Regions from separate parts of the Homo sapiens genome. Here region 1 is linked to region 2. Evidence: read pairs that join two places in POLR2A ChIA-PET (ENCODE). Cell type or tissue: PC-9. All regions are shown on one strand. Each heading gives the region's core, and the rest is flanking DNA. Links, peaks and the distances in the headings are about the cores only.

Region 1 (5,384 bases), core at 325-5,324, 68 kb after region 2:
ACCAAACTTTCCTCCTAGGTTTCTTAGCCTGTGGTGGGAGGGGCTGCCTAGAAGGTCTCTGAAATGTCTTCAAGGCCTTCTCCCCATTGTCTATTAGCACTTGGCTCCTCTTTTACTTATGAAAATTTCTGCAGCCTGCTTGAACTGCTCCCTTGAAAATGGCATTTTCTTTGCTATCACATGGCCAGGCTGCAAATTTTCCAATCTTTTATGCTCTTCTTTTCTTTTAAATATAAGTTCCAGTTTCAGGTCATTTCTTTGTTCACACATATAAGCATAGGTTGTTAGAAGTAGCCAGGCTATCCTGAATGTTTTGTTGCTTAAAATTTCTTCTGCCAAAAACCCTTAATCATTACTCTCAAGTTTAAAGTTCTACAGATCCCTAGAGCAGGGGCATAATGCAACTCTTACGTGCATCCATGTGAAGAGACCACCAAACAGGCTTTGTGTGAGCAATAAAGCTTTTTAATCACCTGAGTGCAGGTGGACTGAGTCTGAAAAAGGAGTCAGCAAAGGGAGGTGGGGTGGGCCAGTTTTATAGGATTTGGGTAGGTAGTGGAAAATTACAGTTAAAGGTGGTTTTCTCTTGCGGGCAGGGGCGGGGGTCACAAGGTGCTTGGTGGGGAGCTCCTGAGACTCATTGTCCAGGAGAAGGAATGTCACAAGGTCCATTGATCAGTTAGGGTGGGGCAGGAACAAATCACAATGGTGGAATGTCATCAGTTAAGGCAGGAACTGGCTGTTTCACTTCTTTTGTGGTTCTTCAGTTGTTTCAGGCCATCTGGATGTATACGTGCAGGTCACAGGGGTTATGATGGCTTAGCTTGGGCTCAGAGGCCTGACAGCAACTAGACTCTTTGCTAAAGCATAGCAAAAGTGACCTTTACTCCAGTTCCCAATAAGTTCCTCATTTCCATCTGAGACCTCCTCAGCCTCAACTTCACTCTCCATATCACTATCAACATTTTAGTTACAACCATTCAACAAGTCTTTTGGAAGTTCTAAACTTTTCCTCAACTTCCTGTCTTCTTCTGAGCCCTCCAAACCGTTCCAACCTCTGCCTGCCCATTATCCAGTTTCAAAGCTGCTTCCACATTTTCAGGTATCATTATAATAATGCCCCACTCCTCAGTACCAATTTTCCATATTAGTTTGTTCTTGCATTGCTATACATAAATACCTGAGACTGGATAATTTATTTAAAAAAGAGCTTTAATTGGCTCACAGTTCCACCGAATGTACAGGAAGCATGATGCTGGCATCTGCTTGGCTACCGAGGAGGCTTCGGGAAACTTGCAATCATGGCAGAAGGCAAAGAGGGAGCCAGCGCTTCACATGGCTGGAAAGGAGGAAGAGAGAGATGGTGGAAGGAGGTGTCACACACTTTTAAACAACCAGATCTGGTGAGAACTCACTCACTATACATTACCAAGGAGGCATGGTACTAAACCATTCATGAGAAGTCCACCCCCATGATCTAATCACCTCCCACTAGGCCCCACCTCAAAGACTGGGGATTACAGGTCAACATGAGATTTGGTAGGGACATAGATCCAAACCATATCAAGAGATTGGAGAGGAAGAAGATAGGTATTGGACATAGTGGCTGGGGGTAGCAGTATCTGTTTACATCTTTATAAGCTCTGGAGAGGTTGTCTCATCTTCATTTTTTGCAGCTCTTTTTAGGATGCAGTTACTTTCAGTATTTCAAGCCTCACTTTGGCTCTCTATGTCCAATTCCAAGGCAACAGAATAAGTCCAACAACAAGCTGTCACTTGGCATAACTGAGTAGCGACATGCACGTTAAAATTTTTCACTATATACCACATATGTAATCTCTATGGCTTGGGGCACTGATTCAAATCAGTTTTTTCCTGCTATTAATAATTTATTATTATTTTTTAGTGATAAATATGTATATATAGTTTAAAAGTCTAATACTAGTATGAGATTAATAAGAAAGCAGTGTCTTGCCTATATCTCAAGAAGAATCAGCCAATATCCAGTCCAGGGCTTGAGAGCTGGGTGGGGCAGGAAGCTGACTGCCTGGCTCTTTGGTATCCAGATTTCCACTCATTACCCTTGTTTTCAGCCCTATGATACACTGCTCCCTCAGCTTGCCTCTCCAGGAAAGTTACCTTACTCAGTGTCTGGGGGTGCAAATTTAGGGGTGTGAGTGCTCAATCAACTAGGTCTTGTGTTCCCAGCTCCACATCCTAGGCTTATTCAGAAGATTCTAACCCCTCTTATCACTGTGCCTTTGAGGGTCTATGGCATGAATCAGCTTGCTTGTTATTGTCATTTCCTCCACCCCCAACAGACAGTTTGGTTTCAACATTTCTGCTCTGTAAATGAGTTATGACTCATCCATCTATTTTCCAACTTCCAAAATTCTGTTGACAATCTGGCCTTCCCTCTTCTCTTCTCCTGCACTCTTGTCTTTGTAGACAGGCATAAAATTATTACCTTATGTCCTTTAACTGGTATTGAAAGAGGTGCTGGGGTGGAGCAAAGAATAAGCACATATGATCTGTCTGCCGTATTCGTCCACAAATCTCTTTCGTTTGTTTCTTAAAATCCTTAAATTGTGTATGAATATTACCTGCAGGAAATAATGCATGCATAACAATTCTACTTCTTTAGATTAAAAACAAGCTATTCCTCTCCTTTTGAACCACTTAAAAATTGCCTATAATCTAATGTGATTCAATAAATCTATAAAGCTTGTGTGCTCCCAGTAGCAATTGAGATAAAGCAGCAAGTGTGGCTGCCATTGGGGTCAGTTGGCAGCACCTGGTTGCCATGGTCACGGGCTCTTTAAAAATGGAGCAAATACTTAATGAAACACTATATCCTTCTCCTCAGCACTAGTCATTTATAGTATTCAAATATTTACAGGTATAGCAGACTCACTGAGTTTCAAAAATATAAAAATGGTCCTGCTTCCTAAAAAGCATATATTTGCTACTAGCAGTAAAAAGGACTTAAATAAATCAAATTCTTGCTTTTGACAAGCAGATGCTAAAAGAAAACTAAAATATCATCTTCTAGGACTTGATTTTAGTTTACCTTCAGAGATCATTCACTTCCCTACCAAAAGATTGACTTCATTTTTTAAAATTAGTTATGGATTACATCCATTTGGTGAATAAGGGTCCTACGATCTTTCTCTCTGCTTATTTACACTTAATATTAGTGACTATTAACATTAAATATAGATGTATTTTATGTCACCACAGATGGAGATTTCCATTTGAGATATCTTAGACTTTCAAATGACTTAGCAAACATCAAGCAGCCAATCGTTTTTCTCCAAAGATCCTTCTGCTGTGCTTTGACTCAGAGAGCCTAGAAAATTCTGAAGTGATGCTTCATTAGAAAAGTGTGGTAAATTCCAGAGGCGTACATGAGGAAAATGTAATTCTCTAGGTAGATTTATTTTTCTCTTTTCATTGGGGAAAGTTGTGAGGAGGTAATAAATTGGAGAACAAATTTGTGGTTGATTGAAGTTTCTCTGCTGCTTTCTGAGACAACTAGAATAGCTCAATGTAAACACACATTCCAACATTTATCCCAGGCAAAAATTATATATTTTAATACTGAAATTAGGAGAACAGTCGTTACTTTGTAGTCTATTGGTCTCTAGATGACAGGAAAAGATGAGCTCCCTCTGGTGGTGAATTTAACAATAATAATAAACAAATGTTATTGTTTAATAACTAAAAGACCTGATTGAATTTAAAGGATCATTCGGTTGTCAGCAAGAGGCATCCTCCAAATTACCATTTTAGATTCTTTCCCAGGCTCTGGTTGAGGGAAATAGGTCAACACAGAATATTTATCCTTTTATTTGGCTAGAGTCATCTGGGATTTGAAGTAAAAAGGTGACTCAAAAATCCAGGGGTAAATGTTTTGTCATCTAGTGCCTCTCTCTCATTCACTCACTCTCTCATTGAGTGTCCCATATGGGGAAATACAGGAATCTTGTGGGCTGAAGCTGCAATGCTGAGAAACTGACCTATTCTCCACCATCATTGTAGTTTATGGTGAATTGGCATATCCTTCTTGTCTTTGTGGTAGTTGGAGGAGGGATTCGTTGGTATTAACTTTTCTTCCGTTATGTGCAGCAAGCAGGATTTTACCCTGTTCTCTTGACTTTGTATAAAGGCGTAAAATTGTATACATTATATAGTTTTGCTGTTATAGAAGGAGGTTCTGGAATGGAGTAGAGAAAAACAAATGTGATCAGTCTGCTTTGTATACCATCTCTCCGCATTTTAATTAAAAAAGTATTTTTATACAGAATTGCAAAGAGGCTTAGATGTGATACATACTTTATATTTGGCTTTAAAAAATATGAAATTGGAACATCGAATAGAGGCTACCTTATAAAGTAATTATCTATAGTAAGTCCTTCCTCTGGGCAGCAGCTTTCCTTTTTAGTTCTAAATTTAAAGCCTTGAATGCAGGTTTTATCACTCAGTTTTCACATATATAAAATAACTAGAATGAAGACTATGAATTCACAATTACTCAAGAATCTATTCTTCTTTACAGCTTCTTGGGTTAAATTTTTTAATTTATTCATTAATGTAGTTATTAAAATAAAAGTTTTTAGGCTATCATTGAAAGGAAAGAGTAAAAATTTTAAGGCACCAATATTTTTGTGAAAATTAAATTTCAATGAGGAGTATATATTACTTTGCAGCATGATTGTGCATACATGAAGCATTCAATAAATGATCTTCATTTTTTAAAAATTCTAACAGCAAAAACATTCTGGCTACCACGATGTTTCTTTCTCAAAATAATATTCTTGAAGTTACAGTTTGATCCTGTCAAAATAAGACAAACAAATAAAAAACACCTGTCTTTCATATTATTATGACTTGAAGACTTAAAGTCGATTCCATCAAACTAAGACAGACATATAAGGAATCATATTCTGTCAGAATTATGGGAAAAAGATAAAGTCCTTTTGATGAGAATTGAAATGTGGTTTTCCTTTTTTTTCCTGTCAGAGTAAGGAAAAGACTGAGAGGCATATAATTTGAAATTTCTATATATCATACCATATATATCAGAAAGGTAAACCATCAGGGCTTGAAGCTGAATGCAGTGGTTGCAAGAGCTGGCTGTGCATCAGAATAACCTGGGGAGCTCATTAAAATCACAGAATCCTAAAGCTGCCTCCAGAGGGTCTAACGCAGCAGGTCTAGGGTGAGGCCAAGGTATCGATACTTTTGACAAGTGTCCTCCCATGACTCAAGCAGGGGCCCACCAGCAATATCCCAGAACCATTCCTCTCCACGGCTACCCCTTCTTGACTCTGAAATTCACATCCAAATAACAATAACTGTACTGCTATTGCCACTTTGTAAGA
Region 2 (5,384 bases), core at 258-5,257:
GAGAGGTAGTAATGCATGATTTTTCTCAACCCCTTTATTGGACTTGTGATGGGGATACCCCATCTATATGGCCCATCATGCTCAACCTCTTGTAGGAGGGAGCTCGTGAGTGAGTGTGGGATCTAGCTGGCTGCTTTGGGCACCAGCAGAAGCAAGCTCCATGCAGGCCCCATGGTGGCACCCAGGTGGAGGTGTCTGCAACCCCCGAAACCCCAGAGCACATGTACAATGTTCTCTTAGCTCCACCATCTGTGGACAGCAGTGTGTTACCAGCTCAGTGGGCCCCTTGCCTCATCACGTGAGGCAGCTGGCCTCTGCCAGTGAGGGCAAAGGGCCAGTGCGACTTCCTTTTTTTGGTACCTGAACTTGGTGGGTCCTGAGCTCTTGTCCAGTGTCCAAGAAGAATGAGGTTGCTGGAACACTTGAAGGATGGTGAAGGTGGAGAATTTTATTAAGCAATGGAAATGGCTTTCAGAGGAGAGGAGAGCTGGAGAGAGGATGGGGTGGGCAGGTAATCTTTCCCCAAAGTCCAGCTGGCTCTGGCTGGCTCTTCCCTGACATCAAGCCACCTCTCCAAAGTTAAACCATCTCTCCTCCGAAGTACAGTTGCCCCTCTGAAGTCAAGTTACCTCTCTCCAGTCAAGTGGCTTCTGTCTCTCTACTGACTGAATTTGGGGTCTTTATAAGCACAGGATGGGGAATGGGGAAGGCCTTAGGTAGTTTTGGAAAAGACAACGTTTGATTGGTAAAAAGACATCATTTGGAAAGAGCCAATCAGGAGACAGCAGGCAAACAGTGATAGAAGTTCTCACTTTGGGCCACGGGTTTCAGGCTTTTCAGCTTGAAGGTGGGGTTTCACCAGGGATCTGCCCCTGTCTGCCTAGGATTTCTCTGCATCCTGCCTCTCTCAGTAGAAGTGAAAGAGTATGTTAAGGAGCTTCCGTGTCCTCCCTGGAAGCGCCACCCTCCAATAACCTCCACGTGTTCAGCTATTTGGAAGCTCTCTGAACCCTGTTCTCTTGAGTTCTTAAAGAGGATTCATTAGGCATTGATTAAACCATTGGCCATAGGTGACCAACTTGACTTTCAGCTCCTCCCCTATCCCCAGAAGAGAGATTGGGGAGGGGACTGTCAGTCCCACCCCCCATTCATATTTTTGTTTTTCCTGTGACCAGCCCTCATCTTAAAGCTGTCAGTCACCATTAGCATACAAAAAGATAGCACTTGAGGGATTCCAAGGATTTTAGAAGTTCTATGCCAGGAAATAAGAAAGAAGACCAAATATATATTTCACAATATCACAGATGGATTCATTTTCACCCACTTACTTTTTGAAGTGGGAAAGAAAGGCATGTGTGTACAACTAGGTTGCTGTTTTATATCTATAGGAATCTAGCTATGTGTAAAATGTAAAAGTCATCTGATACACACGTCGGAGTGGTGAAAAGATTGAAAGCTGCTGCCCACAAAGATTCTTTGCCTGTGACCAGTTAATGCATATTGGTTCTTTACCTGAATTTGCAACCTTGGGAGAATATAATGAACTTTCAAAATCCACAGCTGTCCAGGGATCGCCTGTAAGGGGATGGTCATCAGCAGCAAATAGACAATACTAATGATGTCACCACCACCTGGAATAAAGCACTTTCAAAGGTGTTTCCCGCTTATTATTTCATCTTGGCCTCCTAAATTCATAAGAGGTTTAGGAAGGTATTTTTTTTCATTTCACTGATGAGCAATCAGGACCCAGAGAGATGAAATACCTTGCAGAAGTTCACGTCTTTTAGGAACTAGAGCTAGCCTGATTATTTTTGCTCCTGAAATTGCTGGACTGCTCTGAATGACCTGAATTTATCTTGGTAGAGACCAGAGATCTCCATTGAAGGTTCTTCTTGATTGGATAAAACCAACTTTGGCTTGAGAGAGTCTCACACTCACTTTGAACTGTGACTTATAACCTTACAGCTGGCCAGGGCAAAGACCCCCTGGCTCAAGCTGTCTCTGTGCTCAGTGCATTGAACCATTTATGTGAATATCCCAAGGAGTTGCCAGGACTGAACTGGAAGAGTTAAGGTCTTCCCCAAAATGCCTGGTCTTGCCAGAGCAACTGACTCTAAAGGCTGGCTTGTTACTGACCCTGGGTTCTTGGACCTTCAATGCAATATAAGTTGACATGAGGCCCAAAGAGTTTGCCCAGACAAGTCTTTATTGGAACTTACACCAGGGCATAAAGGAGGCAGCAACAGAGAGAGAGAATTTTCTGGCTGGCTCCCCAGAGGGAGATGAAAAGACAGTTTTAAAAGGGCTGCAGAGGGAAAGGAATGGTGTTTGGGTATGCAGAGGCAGGGAACTGTTAGCACTTGGGCAGTTTGATAACATGCTTCTTCATATGTTGCATGTCTCATTTGCATGTTAAGTCTCTACCCCTGGGTGTGATTTTTAGTATGTGATTTTTAGTAATGAAGCTGAGGTTAAGGGTTGGTCATCTCCTGGTCTTGTGCATATGTGGGAGTTAGGGTGGACTCTCTTGAGTAAGATTTATGGTGGGAATTGCTTATTTTAGCTTCTTCAATTTCCTGTAGTCAGTGGCTATGGCACCATGCACAAGATTATGATGCAGGGTCTGAATGATCTGATTGGGGTCTCTGCTGGCCAGGAGCCCTTCCCCTCACCAGCTTGCAGTCCTTGATGGGACATGGTTGGGGGAAAGTCCCATTCTTATTCTGTCTCAGGCTGATAATTAAAAGGAATACCTGCTATGTCACCATGTATCTAGACCTCATTACTGAAATACCATTAGACAAGAAGAGACTAGAAGACAAAGCATTATGCTGTCTCTATCTTGTTTTTTTTTCACATGATTCACTAGTTAGATAATTATTGAATTTAAAGCATTTTTAAATCCTGAAATAAAAAATTTTATCTAAAGCAACAGAAAGCAGATGGTGTATGTGAATAAGAGAACCAGCTCAGAGTTATACACAGCTGTATTCTCTTCTCTGCTGCCAGAAGTGGAATTTGATTATGTCCGTGATTCACTTCCAAAATGACACATCGTTAACATCCTAGTGTAACACCAAGCTTTTGGCAGCGATGAAGCTAATCTTTGTCCTGAAAATAATACCGCCTTCTCCTCCTTACTCAGGAAATTAATTCAGTGACGAATTGGAGTGCAGTGTTCTTCATTAGCATCAAGATTTTCTTTAATAACTAGGAAAAAGCAGTGAAAATAATAAGTGTTTACAAAGATAATCAATAATGCCAGAATGCAATAACTGAGATTCTATCAATATCAGGTTCATCTTGGGGTAGATGTCTAGTGTACTGCTTTAGAGGGTAGCCTCTGGCATCTGACAACTCTGAGTTTAAATTCCTAATTACTGTGTGAGATCAGAAAGTTGTCTCACTTTTCTCCTTTAAAATCAGATAATAGTCCCTGGTGTATGATGTTCCCCTTCCTGTGTCCATGTGTTCTCATTGTTCAATTCCCACCTATAAGTGAGAACATGTGGTGTTTGGTTTTTTGTCCTTGCGATAGTTTGCTGAGAATGATGGTTTCCAGCTTCATCCATGTCCCTACAAAGAACATGAACTCATCACTTTTTATGGCTGCATAGTATTCCATGGTGTATATGTGCCACATTTTCGGGGGAGGGATAGCATTAGGAGATATATCTAATGCTAAATGATGAGTTAATGGGTGCAGCACACCAACATGGCACATGTATGCATATGTAACAAACCTGCACATTGTGCACATGTACCCTAAAACTTAAAGTATAATAAAAAAAAAATCTGATAATAGGCCGGGCGCAGTGGCTCACGCCTGTAATCCCAGCACTTTGGGAGGCCGAGGCAGGCGGATCATGAGGTCAGGAGATCGAGACCATCCTGGCTAACACGGTGAAAAACCCCATCTCTACTAAAAAAATACAAAAAAAAATTAGCCGGGTGTGGTGGCGGGTGCCTGTAGTCCCAACTATTCGGGAGGCTGAGGCAGGAGAATGGTGTGAACTCAGGAGGCAGAGCTTGCAGTGAGCCAAGATCACGCCACTGAACTCCAGCCTGGGCAACAGAGCGAGACTCTGTCTCAAAAAAAAAAAAATGAGATAATAATACTTATCTTAAATAATTGTTGTGAGGATTAGGTAAGATTATGGAAGTAAATTTCTCACCACAGTACTAGGCATGTAGTGAGCGCTTAATAACTGATACTTGAAAACAAAAACTAATGGACTAAAAGATGGGTATATTATTGGGCTTTTTTGTTAATCACTTGCATAATTCTGAAGACGTCAAGTGAAACACAAGATATCCAGAATACTGTGGTACTTACACTTGGAAATTATATTTCTAACATCAGTACATGGTTGACTTTTTGGTACTTTCTATGGTGCTACCAATTAATGTCAGGAAATATAAATAGTAAGCTCAAACAACAATTACTTCTCTTTCCAATCTCTCTCTCTCCTTTTTTTTTTTTTGTACCTCTCTCAATCTTTCTCTGATGATAAGTGGCATTTAATCTACTAGGGCTGCCTGAACAAACCACACAATCTCTAAGCTCTCAGTAGCCAACAGCTAAATCTAAAAACAGGTGATTAAGCTGCTGGACTTAGAATTTAAAGTATAATTAAGAGTTTATAAGACTTGGATGCCAATAAGGACTCAATCTCATGATTTTCTTTTTAATAAATAAGAGTTTACAAGACTTGGATGTTAATAATGACTCAATCTCATGATTTTCTTTTTAAGGTCACTGTTCATATGGGGATAGAAGGCTGGGATTTTAACATAATGCTCCATACCAAGATTTTGTGCCCCAATTCTTCCACCATCAGGGACTGTTGTTTCTTGGTACTGGAGGTGGTGTTTCAAATGATTACCAGGCAGTTAACAAGGAAACCCAGGTGCCTGATGTTTTATTCCAGCCTGTCTGACTCATTGCTCTGTGAGTGTTAAATGTCAGGCAACAAGAGAGCTGGTGACATCTTATGGAAAGCACAGATATGGAAGTCAGGGACTGATTTATACACTGGGTCTTGCCACTCATGATTTCTTGGATTCCAGTTTTATAATTTCACATCACTGAATAACAGTAGGGAGAGGCTTCTTCCTGAAGAACACTTCTTATCATGAATCAGCCATGTGGCCCAGGTTGAACTTCTTTGCTGGTAAATTGAGACTCTTGGCAGGAAAGTTAGGGGAGGGGAATACCTGCACTCTGGATGTGTGTTGAGGGGATGCCTTCAGTGCCTACCTTATGACAGACACCAAACATCAGTGGGTAGGAATCCTCACATCTCAAGACTTTGGGATTAAGCAGAATTTTCACTGGGGGACAGGGCCCAGATATACCTCCTGAGGTGTCAGAGAAGGTCAGG

Evidence for each region. ChIA-PET counts read pairs that join two places held together with the same protein. Peaks named below come from ENCODE experiments on the same cell type or tissue, not always from the same donor. Only the 100,000 strongest peaks of a DNase experiment are listed, where the experiment ranks them.
Region 1: POLR2A ChIA-PET joins it to region 2 with 5 read pairs; 2 of 35 experiments call an interaction of 5 or more read pairs at or near these places.

What each region holds. Positions count from the first base shown.
Region 1 is chr2:223,457,825-223,463,208 of GRCh38, reverse strand. No RefSeq gene overlaps it. Among named protein-coding and RNA genes, the nearest start is that of SCG2, 140 kb to the left of the region's middle. In PC-9, for the core only: CTCF peaks have their summits at 3,486 and 3,685 (motif pointing left); a DNase peak (open chromatin) is centred at 2,228; H3K27ac peaks cover 1,000 bases.
Region 2 is chr2:223,525,894-223,531,277 of GRCh38, reverse strand. It overlaps LOC105373907 (a long non-coding RNA gene), which reads right to left. Exons shown (of 5, transcript NR_187973.1): 5 at 2,186-3,210. Among named protein-coding and RNA genes, the nearest start is that of SCG2, 74 kb to the left of the region's middle. In PC-9, for the core only: a CTCF peak has its summit at 4,982; a DNase peak (open chromatin) is centred at 4,937.